Regions from separate parts of the Homo sapiens genome. Here region 2 is linked to region 1. A link is a loop called in an ENCODE intact Hi-C map of the cell type or tissue named here. Cell type or tissue: HepG2. All regions are shown on one strand. Each heading gives the region's core, and the rest is flanking DNA. Links, peaks and the distances in the headings are about the cores only. Region 1 holds the start of CST9 (cystatin 9). Region 2 has its middle 16 kb from the start of CST8.

What was found. A loop is a pair of places that touch in the nucleus more often than their neighbours do. Peaks named below come from ENCODE experiments on the same cell type or tissue, not always from the same donor. Only the 100,000 strongest peaks of a DNase experiment are listed, where the experiment ranks them.
Region 2: a loop joins it to region 1, with 9 times the contacts of the local background. A loop is called at or near these places in 2 of 110 quality-filtered maps.

What each region holds. Positions count from the first base shown.
Region 1 is chr20:23,604,089-23,609,460 of GRCh38, reverse strand. It overlaps CST9 (cystatin 9), which reads left to right and starts at 3,544. Exons shown (of 2, transcript NM_001008693.3): 1 at 3,544-3,851. The coding sequence starts at 3,597. In HepG2, for the core only: CTCF peaks have their summits at 2,720 (motif pointing right) and 3,286; DNase peaks (open chromatin) are centred at 678, 884 and 2,730; H3K27me3 peaks cover 641 bases.
Region 2 is chr20:23,504,511-23,509,882 of GRCh38, reverse strand. It overlaps a transcript of CST8 not described here. Among named protein-coding and RNA genes, the nearest start is that of CST8, 16 kb to the right of the region's middle. In HepG2, for the core only: a CTCF peak has its summit at 2,320 (motif pointing left); a DNase peak (open chromatin) is centred at 2,252; H3K27me3 peaks cover 339 bases.

The DNA of each region.
Region 1 (5,372 bases), core at 281-5,280:
AAATTTAAATTAACTTACAGTTTTTTAAAAACTAAAGTACTTATGAAAGAAAACAATGGGCTGCGTTGGATGGGAGAGGCTTCCGTCGGGAGCACAGCAGAAGCTGAGGAAACGCCCACTGAGGAGCGAAGGCAGGTGTGTTCGGCAAAGGCCAGCAAACAGGAGGGCTGCTGAGGGTGACTGGGGCAGCACTTCCTCTTCAGAGCAAAGCTCCTGGGCCCAGGGCAGCACCCCCGACTTAGCCAGGGTGAGGGACCTGCTGGACCCACAGGAAGGAGAAGAAACAGCCCATGGGCCTTCCGATTTGCATGTGGTACGAATGACCCCTGATTTAGGCCTCTATATTTACCGGTAATGTTTGTATTTTTATTTCTCCTTTTGTCATTTTTTAATTCAATCATTATTCCTCTTTCTCAGTTTAAATTTGCCATAAGTCTATATGAGATTAATTCCTTAAATTATAAAAACTCAAAGTCAGCTGAAGACTGAGCTAAGAAGAACCCCCCAGGTGGAAAACCTGGAGGAGGGGAGGGAGGAGTGGAGGGGGCTCTGGAATTCCCTGGCAGCACCCCCACCCAGCCCCGCTCACCCCCCTGCCCCGAGCTGCCCCTTTGATGATTGCTATGACAGCAATCACTGGATCACTCACTCTGCTCTGAGTCCGGGCTTCTCCCTGCCCCTGCTGTCTTCCTTTGATCTCCTGGACACCACCTTGTTTTCCAGCACACGGAAACCCCTGGGAATGCTGGCTTGTCTGGGGAGTCTCCTAGGGAAATGCCAAGCAGGGGGAATGGGGAGGGTCCCGAGGAAGTGATCCCAAAGCCCAGCAGGCGATCCTGAAACTGGCAGGCCCCGCTGAGCCTGGCCCAGCTTGAAACAGGCAGTGAGCAAGGTCGCACGGGACCTTTAGAGCATGTGGCTGAGTAGGCCGGGCAGTGAGGGACATGAGTCCGACCCCGGGGAGAGCACTCAGCTGGAGGGTCTGCGGGAGCTGGGGAGAGCGTCCTGTGTCCCGAAGAGTCACTGGGCTTCCCCTCGTCCACCGCCTCATGTTCAGCTTCACAGAAAAGGGCCAGTGGCTTGGTCCTGGTCGTTGCCAGCATTCTCTAATCATTCAAAGGAATGCGTTCAGAAATACAGGGCCTCGTTTCTGGAAAAGCAGGTCCATTTCAGTGAGGAGTTACTGGGACCTTCCTATGAGACCACATGGGTGTTCGGTGCCAGTGCCAGCAACACAAAGAGAGCACCAGACAAGTCCCGGTGGCCCCAGAGACAGACAGGCCAACGAGTGCCCAGGAAGAAGCTGAGTGAGACAGAACTCTTGCAAGGGGACTCAGGAGAGAAAGCCTCCCAGACCTGAGACCTGGGGATAGCCCTGCAGAGAGCTGTGAGCTGTGCCTGTGGGCTGGCCAGCCAGCCCCTCCGGGCCGTCCGGTTTCACTCTGGCCTCGGCAACATGTTGACCCACGTCTTCGGGGCTCCTCAGCCTGGAGCCCACATGTATTTCTCTTTACCTGGCTATGTCTTGATATTCCCGTCTCTCTCCACCTGGGAAGTGAGGCCATCCCAGGCCACTGGGGATTCAACAAGAAAATAGACACACTTGTAAGGGTCCATGGTGTCTGTACACCCGTGGTCTCACATCTGGGTGTGGGGATCCCTGTCCCCTCCTTGGCTGCACAGTGAGGACAGAGCTGGTGCCCAGGACCCTAAACCACTGCTCATGTAAGAGTGAGTGTGGGCACTCCCTTGGAGCACATGTGGGTATCGGCCCTCAGAATGGTGGGGGAGCCACTGGCAATTGGCAGGATGCCCCAAGTTTGTCAGCCGCTGAACTTACAAGGTGAGAGTGACCTCCATGGGCATTGCAGGCCTCTCTCAGGACACTCGCAACCTATTCCAGGCATCAGGATTCTAGTTCTCACAGCACCTTATGGCCTGCTCATCCCAAAACCCACAAAGGCATTTCCGCCCTCACTGACACCCCCTTCCTACCCCTACGTGCACCATCACTCTCCAGCTAAGAAACCACATTAGTTACGCTTCAGCTGCAGTTCCAGTGAACTCAACGCCATCAGAGAAAGGATACAGACTCCTTGGGTGATGTTTTTGGCACATCTGGCTGCTTTCCTGGAATTGTCACATTGAGTTGCTTTTTCTTTGCAAACAGGGTCTAGAAACAAACTCTTATTCTTTATCACCAGGCATGCTGTCTAAGCCTGTCCCCCATCCTGTGTGCCCCACAAAAGCCATTCTCATCCCCTGACCTCCATGCCCCTCAAGCTGAGTTACTTCTCATATGTGGTTTGGTCTGTATGCACTTCCCAGGAAGTATTCTGAACCTGCACCACTCAAAGTATGGTTCTGAGACCGGGAACACAACCATCCTCTGGAAGCTGGTGAGAAATGTAGTTTCCCTGGCCCTGCTCACAGCTACTGGGTCAGAATCTTTGGGTGGGGAAACTAGGAACTTGCTTTTTAACGTGACATCAGGGGATGCTGGTTGCTTCTGAAGTTTACAAGGAGCTACGGATAAACATCAAAGGCATATTTCACAGGGACAAAGCTTAAGTCTGGTCTGTGAAGAGTGCATTATTCAGTCTTTTGAGAGCCCCATTTGCGGTTGGAGTTGGAGGCTATGTGGGTCTTGGTCGAGAACTCAGAATCTCCACCCACAAACTGTGCCGCAGAGTGCTGTGCCGGCTGTGGCCACAGGAGGGAACCCGTGACAACCTAATGGGTGCACTTCAGCCATCCCTGAGGGCATCTTCGTCTTTCTGGTTCTCCACTGCTCCAATTGCAAGCGGCCACCCGTCCTGGAAACACCTTTGAGGAATAGGGGCAGCCATAACTAGCCAGGCCCCTAGTACCAGCACTTGGCAGCGCGTCCCTGGGCTGGGAAGCTGCATTTAGGGAGGTGCAGAGAACAGGGTTGGGGGCTCCTGCTCTTGATTTCCTCAACCTCTGCCCACGACCCCCAGGCTGGTGCCCCCCTCCCGAGACCCTCGGGGGAGCAGACACCTGCAGGACATCCCGCCAATCCTCCCGGGCTCCCCGCCTCTCTCTCAAGAGGCCCAGTGCTTTCTCGGGGCGCTGTACCTGCTCACCCATGATACTAGCATCCACTGTCATCCCTTTCCATCCTTTTGTCTCTGCCTTTCCACCTAACCTCCCCCTCCCAGCCCACCCCCACTGCTGAGTCCAGGGCTCACCTTCCACTCATACCTCTCACACTTGTGTTCCTGTGCCGGGCTCTGACTCTGGGGCGCCCAGTAGAGGTCTCCTTTAGCCTGCGGAGGTGCTGGGGCAGCTGGGGCTGGGCCTCATGTTCAGGGCACTATCTCTCCCATTGCTAGTCTTTTCCAACCCACCTGCCTGGGTGCTGTTCCTCTCCCCTAAACAGGAGATGATTTAAACGCCTTTGGAAGAAGGGAGGCCATGTGTGGGAGAGACAGGGTGTAACTGCAGAGGTGAGGCCTGGAGGGAGGAGTTTCTGCCCCAGCAGGTGAATTTAAAGGCCAGACCTGAGCCCTGGAAGGCTCCAGTGGACGCCAGGGATCTGAAGGGCAAAGGCAAGGGCTGCTGGAGCCTGCATCATGTCGAGTCCGCAGAGGAGGAAGGCTATGCCCTGGGCACTGTCACTGCTTCTCATGGGCTTCCAGCTCCTGGTGACTTATGCCTGGTGTTCTGAAGAGGAAATGGGTGGTAATAATAAAATAGTCCAGGATCCTATGTTCCTCGCCACAGTGGAGTTTGCCTTGAACACTTTCAACGTGCAGAGCAAGGAGGAGCATGCCTACAGGCTGTTGCGCGTCCTGAGTTCATGGAGGGAGGATAGCATGGACAGAAAGGTTGGTGACCACATCCTCTTCTGGCCTGTCCTTCTCCATCTGCCCCTAAGTGAGGGACCAAGATGTCTAGTCTAGGAGACTTGGTTCACCATCAGCAGTCCATAGTCAGGTAGTCCACAACCAATTACGGTAGTTTTAGTTTTGGAAAACATTGAACTTAAAATTTTTTTTAAATTAGGTAAATGTCTATTCACATGCAAAATATATTTTTCAATCTTCATGATTTTTAAGACATTGTATAACTGAAGAGTGACTTCAAAATAAGGACTTCTAAGGAGATGAAGCTGACAAGAAGAGAAAATAACCAAAGAGACTGATAAACATTTCCAGGTCATAAAATGAAAATGGAAAAGCAAGGACACACAGAGGGAGAGAGAGAGAGAGACAGAGAGAGACAGACAGACAGAGAGAGAGAGACAGAGAGAGAGAGAGACAGGCAGACAGAGAGAGAACAGTGAGAATTCGAGGGCAATAAAGAACACCATCAGCCCTGAGAGGCCACCGTGAAAGGTTAGTTCTCTGATCTCCACCTTCTCTGGGCTCCTTGCTCTGTCTGCACTTAATGAACTGAAGGCCAATTTACACTCTTCCTCAATGGACCTTTATCCTAAAATGCTTGCCTTTTTGATGAAATCATTAAATGTGGTCAGGAATGCACAGTTCATCTGGGCTTCAGGCATGAACAATTAAAATGCCCTCCTAGTGGAGAACTTCTGGTTTAGAGAGAGAAGGAGCATTGCTCTTCCTTTCTCAGCACCAAGAGCCTGAAAGAAAGGCAGAGGGACTCTAGTACCGCACAGAGCTTAAGCTCTGGAAAGACTCTGTGCAAGGCTCTGGCTGGTTCTCTGCCTCCTGGGGTGGATTCCTCACTGCCATCCTCAGGATTCCAATGCTGGTACAGAGGAATTTTCCTCCTTGCTCATTTGCTGCCTCCTCTCAGGAGAATTAAAAGCCTGATGCAACCCTCAGAGGGGCATCTGGTCCAGTAATGGTGGCTGCTAATATTCATGCTGGAACCTTGGAAGTCTCAGAGATTGAGATTGGCCAGGCCTCATGCTTCTGCTTTCCCAGTGCTTTGCTTGATTCTCCAAGACCTCAGTGTAAGCCTCCATTCTTAATACCGTTAGAATAAAATCTAAGCTCCTTACTATGGTCTATAAGTCCTAAATGACAGTAAGTCCTAAAAGCTTTCCACATGGCTTCCTGGATATGGCAATCCCAGCATCAGTTTGGGGGCTGGGAAGAATAGATGGGTGAGAGGGAGGCTATGGAGTGGAATTAAATAGAATGGAGTGGGAAGGAGGGCAAGGAGAACTTCAGCATGCACTTTGCAATAGGGCAGATGGTATTTCTTGAACCCATTTTCCCAGGGTGTGTGCCTGTGTGTAGTGGGAGCGCTGTGTGTCATTCTTCTTGCTGGAGGTCACTTGGAAGGTTTGACAACACACTGTAGATGAGGCTCCCTCTGTCCCAGGGCTGAAGTTACCCTGAAAACTCTTGGAGATCCAACACCCTCCCGGA
Region 2 (5,372 bases), core at 124-5,123, 99 kb after region 1:
TCTTTGTCCCTGGACTACTTTGAAGTTGCAACAATCAAACTCTGTGTCAGCTCAGGAACTAAACGGACCTGAGAAGTAACATTTCTCAACTCTGGTGAAAGGAAGTCTGCAGCCAGCCCGTGGGAGGAGGCAGCGGAGGCAAGGATGGGTACCTTGCTGCTCTTCCATCTGTCCCAGGCCCCTGGCTTGACCCCATCAGTGACTCACAAAAGTGTCCAAATACATCCATGGCCTAGACGGAGAAAGGCCACTGCCCTCCCATTCCAAGTCCACTGAAGCTGCTCTGCCTGCCCACGCTGCCCACTCCTGGGAGGCCAGCAGCCCTGTCTGAAGTGGGAGGCAGGCTTTCCTCCCAAGCTGCAGGTGAGCCACTGAGGGCTGAGCTGCATGGCGAAGTCTTAAAGCCAGAATATGGCAGAGCTGAAACTGGAGCTGCCTTCCGAGCTGGCCTGTGGCTGCACCTCTGCCCTCTTCCGGGTCAGCGACCTGGAACTCAGATGCAGGGTCTGTGAGGTTACTGCAGAGCCAGCCTCTGCTCTGACCTCACTTCCCACTGGCCAGTCTGCTCCCATGGCCCAGCCAAGATGTTGAAACTCGCTTCCTTGTGCTAAAACATGGCTAAGAAAGAAAGCTGTTAGCTAGGATTGACCACAAGGTAGCCAGACACTGCCTGCCTGAAAAGATGGATAGAATACTGAGGGGAGAGTGTTTCCCTGCACTCTTCAGCCTCTTTGCCTCCCACTACCCAAGCCTGGCCCCACAGCTGTGGGCAGTTACTCAGACCACATGGCTCCTTTGATCATGACCCATTGCCCTGTTCATTCCCTCTGTCCTCTTTTCCGCATGGCTTCCTTAGGCCCTGGTCTTCCCACAGCTTGGGCTGAGCCTGCCAGGATGCAGCCAGGGAGGTGGGAGGCTGCCAGTCACTGGGAAGCAGCCCTGGCTCAGGAGGGACAATGGTGTGTGCGTGCATGTGTGTGTGTGAGAGAGAGAGGAGTTTCTGAAAACGGGGTACTGACCCCAGGATGGGGATGCTTCCTGTGTGATTGGGGTCAGGGTGTAGGAGCAGAGGAGGGCAGAAGGCCTTGTGTGGAGAGCATCTAACAGCTCTGGGCAGGGTGGGAGCACAAAGGCACTGTCAGCCATCACCACCACCAGCAGTGCTGCCAGGTCCGCACAGGAGGCTGTCCAGACGCTGAAGTCACCTCTCCCCTACTGGAGGCCTGACACCAGTCCCTCCATGGGAGAGAGCAGATGCTTAGGTGGGCCTGAAGAGCGGCTCCCGTTCACCCTGTGGGAGGTTGATGGCATTGAGTTGACCCAGCCCCAGTACATCCAGCTGAAGCTTGTGAACTCGGCACAAGTTTATTTTTGTTACTTCTCTTTGGTCTATGAAGAAAAAAACAGCTAATTTTGAGGGTGAGAAAAATGCACCAAGTAATGACAGAGATAGTGTGAGTTTTGCTTTAAATCTATTTTATGGCCCTTTGATTATGACAAAAAAAAAAGAATTATCTGGCTGTGGTTTTGTGACAATAATTATACAGTGGGCACTGACTGAGCTAGAGGATGCTGGAGGCGGATGAGGTCGTTTTGACCCTTCCCCCCTTAGTTTCCCATCTCATCCCCAGTCCTGCCAGGAAATTGGAGACAAATTCCACAGGGTATCTGAGGAGAGGGAACAGAGGGATATTTGCAAAGGAAAACCAACAACGGAGGGTAAAGGACCCACAGTCAGTGAAAGGGGCACGTGCACCATCCCTAGACCCCACGGGTGAAGGATGCAGTGGTGGCCAAGCCCAGTGTGTTAGTTTCCCACGGCTGCTGAACAAATACCACCGCCTTGGCAGCTGACAGCACAAGTTTGTGATCCTACAGCTCTGAAAGTCAGAGTCAGGACGGGCTCACTGGGCTCTGGACAGTGTGGGGGTGGGGGGGGGGGGTGCTGCATTCTTCCAGACGCTCTAGGAAAGAACCCATTTCCTTGCCTTTCCTGGCTCCTAGAGGCTGCCCACAGTCCTTGCCTCATGGCCTTCTGTCTTTCAAGCCTGCAGTGAGTGGAGTTCTTCTCATATTGAATCACTTCAGCTCTGACTCCCCTACCATTCTACCATCTTTTAAGGAATTTGGGCTTATCTGGATAATCCAGATAATCTTCCTATTTTAAGGTCAGCCTATTAGCACCCTTAACTCCCTCTGCAACCTGAACTTCCCCTTACCAGCTTGCATAATATATCCACAGATTTCAGGGCTCAGGATGTACACATCTCTGGAAGCATTGCTCTGCCTGCCACACGCACTAGGGGTTGCTGTAGGTGGCGGGGAGGGACTGCCCAGCAGGAGCGCTGGCCCCTGGCGGAAGAATGCAGCTGCTGTTAAGTGGGTTCCAGCAACCAGTAAGAAATATCCCAACACTGGCTCCAGCTGCGCTCATATTTCCGCATGCTCCCATTCCCCAAAATTAGCCAAATGCAGCCATCAGTGGAAGGGCTAGGGAGCCTGTTAATGGAGTCCAACAATGGCAGACTCCCAGGACCCAGAGCTGCCTGTCAGTGAGAACAATGAAGCCTAACACCAGAGTGGAAATGAATATAGAATTTATTATAGATATGTATTAAATATATATATATACTCTAAATATATATTTACACACATATACACGTATGCCTACATATGATTCTGGAGTTCAGAAGGATGTAGCACAAATATGAAACATCTACTAAAAATGAAATTTTTAATTCACCTAAAGATACAAAAGTAGAAAGACCAATTGGGAGTTTATTACAGGTGGGAGTGAAATGTATTCAAAGGAAAGAATAAACTCCCTCAACAGAGTAAGTAAAAATACTGGGACATGTGTGAACAAGGCATGTGCATGCAGTTACCCAAGCTCCAAGAACTGCCAACCTAATGTTTATGGTGTTCAAGGTTTAGACCATAGATGAAAGCTCCAAGAGCCAGGGCACCCCAAACCTTAACGAGTCACATCGGGGCAGGGGGAGGAGAACTTCTCTTCGCCAATGAGACAGTTCCCCTAAATCCTCAATGAAACAAGTTCTTCTTGGAGCTGATGTGGCTGAGAACTCTTGGGACCCTGTGTTGATGGCACTAAAAGAGAAAGGAAAGAAAAGCCAGAGGTAAGACTCAGGAGTTATGAAGGGACCATTTCCCTGGCTATATATGATAGGTAGTCAGAACTTTAGCATGTAGGATTTGTAAATTATCTTTTATTTTTTTATTTTTTGCTACACTATTATGTGTTGTCTTACAGAAAAAAAAAATCTGTGTGATACCAAGATGCTGTTTTAGTGCAGAATATCAGGGATTTCTGAAGAATATGCATAGACAAAAGGAGGAGGTGTCTTGAAATTCAGAACATGGGGTATAGAAAGTTCTAAAATCCTATAACCATGGAATCCTCATAAGCTTCAGGAATGGGGAATGGGACTTCTTCAAACCATGCTTTTCTATAAAACTGGTAGGTCCCAAAAGAAAGCGAAGCTGTGGACCTCGGTCACTGTCCACACACCTACAGGCAAGCCTGCACCTGAAGGAGGAGTCTAGGACCCCCACAGCACCCACCCTCACCATGTCTGTGTTGGTGTCCTCGCATAGGCATGCTGTGTTTCCCGGTGTGTCCGTCTTGTTTCCCAGTGAGCCCTAAGCCCCTTGATTTGCCATCAAAGGACTTAATGAGTATTTCACTTAAATTATTCCAGCAAGTAAGAAAAGTGGCAAAATGTTATAATGTAGTCAGATTCACAACATTCTCCAGTACAAACTACCAGCAACTGGGGAAAATTTCTACTTACAGCAACAACTAAAAACCATTTGGAAGCTATTTAGGAGCAAAATGGTATACAGGATCTTTGTAAAAAAAAAAAAAACTAGGAGATTTAAATACTTTAATGTATTAAATATTCTTAACATATCAATTGTCCTGCATGTTAATGTACAGAATTAGGTGGTTTACCATTGACATTCAGCAGAAATTTTTAAGACTTGAGGGCAGTTCTTCTCAAGCTTTAATGTGCACACAAACCACCTGGGATCTCATTAAAATGCAGATTTCGAGTCAGTGCGTCCAGGATGGGCACGAGATTCAGCATTGCTAGCAAGCTCCCAGTGCCACTGATGCTGCTGATCCATGGCCCACATCTGTGCAGCAAGTCTAATGGAGGACATCTCATTTTCCACTGGATCCACCTCAGTAAGGGCGTTCCTCAGGGAATGAGCCAGAATCGGGGCAAATCAGACCATGTGTGGCCCCATGCTCAACCCCACTCTTTCTCATTCTTCAATAGTGGGTTGGGTTTGCAAGATAAAAGCAGCCCTTGGCTGGGGTGTGATTTTTTTTTTTCCTCTCCTACTTTCTAAAATTAGCAGTTGTTCCATATATCTTTGTCCATTTAGAAGACTCAGTCAAGAATGCTTCTTGTGGCTGGGCGCGGTGGCTCACGCCTGTAACCCCAGCACTTTGGGAGGCCGAGGTGGGCAGATCATGAGGTCAGGAGATCCAGACCATCCTGGCTGACACAGTGAAACCCCGTCTTTACTAAAAATACAAAAAGTTAGCCGGCCATGGTGGCGGGCACCCGTAGTCCCAGCTACTCGGGAGGCTGAGGCAGGAAAATCGCTTAAACCTGGGAGGCGGAGGTTGCAGTGAGCTGAGATTGCACCACTGCACTCCAGCCTGGGTGACAAAGCAAGACTCCATCTCAAAAAAAAAAAAAAAAAAAAAAAGAATGCTTCTTGCCTGTGGGATCTACCAGAGCTATTTATCTAGGGGTGCGTTACGGTCATCTTAGACATGGAGATTGCCTGTAACAATTGCAAAAGAGCTTCAAATTCAAAATTCAAGGAACCCCAATCAAGAAAAGGTAGTCACAGGGCAATTCTCAAAGTAGCCATGTGTGGTCTGAGCACGGGGAAGTCCTCCAGCTCCAGAATACCTCCTGATTGCAGGTTCCATTTGCCCTCCTATGAGCAGCCATGGTGAGCACCCCAAACTCCTGACCTCCCCAGCTTTGGGGAAACTAGTACTTGTGACATATTTAATGTTAAATCTTCCTGTCAGGAATATTATCTGTCTCTCCATTTTGCCAGATCTTTTGTTCCATCAATAAAAGTTCAGTTTTCCCTCCTTGAAGTCATTGTAAAGCTTGTCATTGGGTGTGTTCTATGCTTGTTGTTGTTGTAGTATTATAAATGTTATTTTTATCATATATTTTCTATATATGCATTAAATAGTAAAGAATTTCAATTTTACATTTTCAAGGTAAACATTTATATCTATAAATAAAGTTACTTTAGCCTGTTACTTTCCAAATTCTCCAGAATTTCTCTGGTCCTCTTTGGCGACCTAAAGAAAG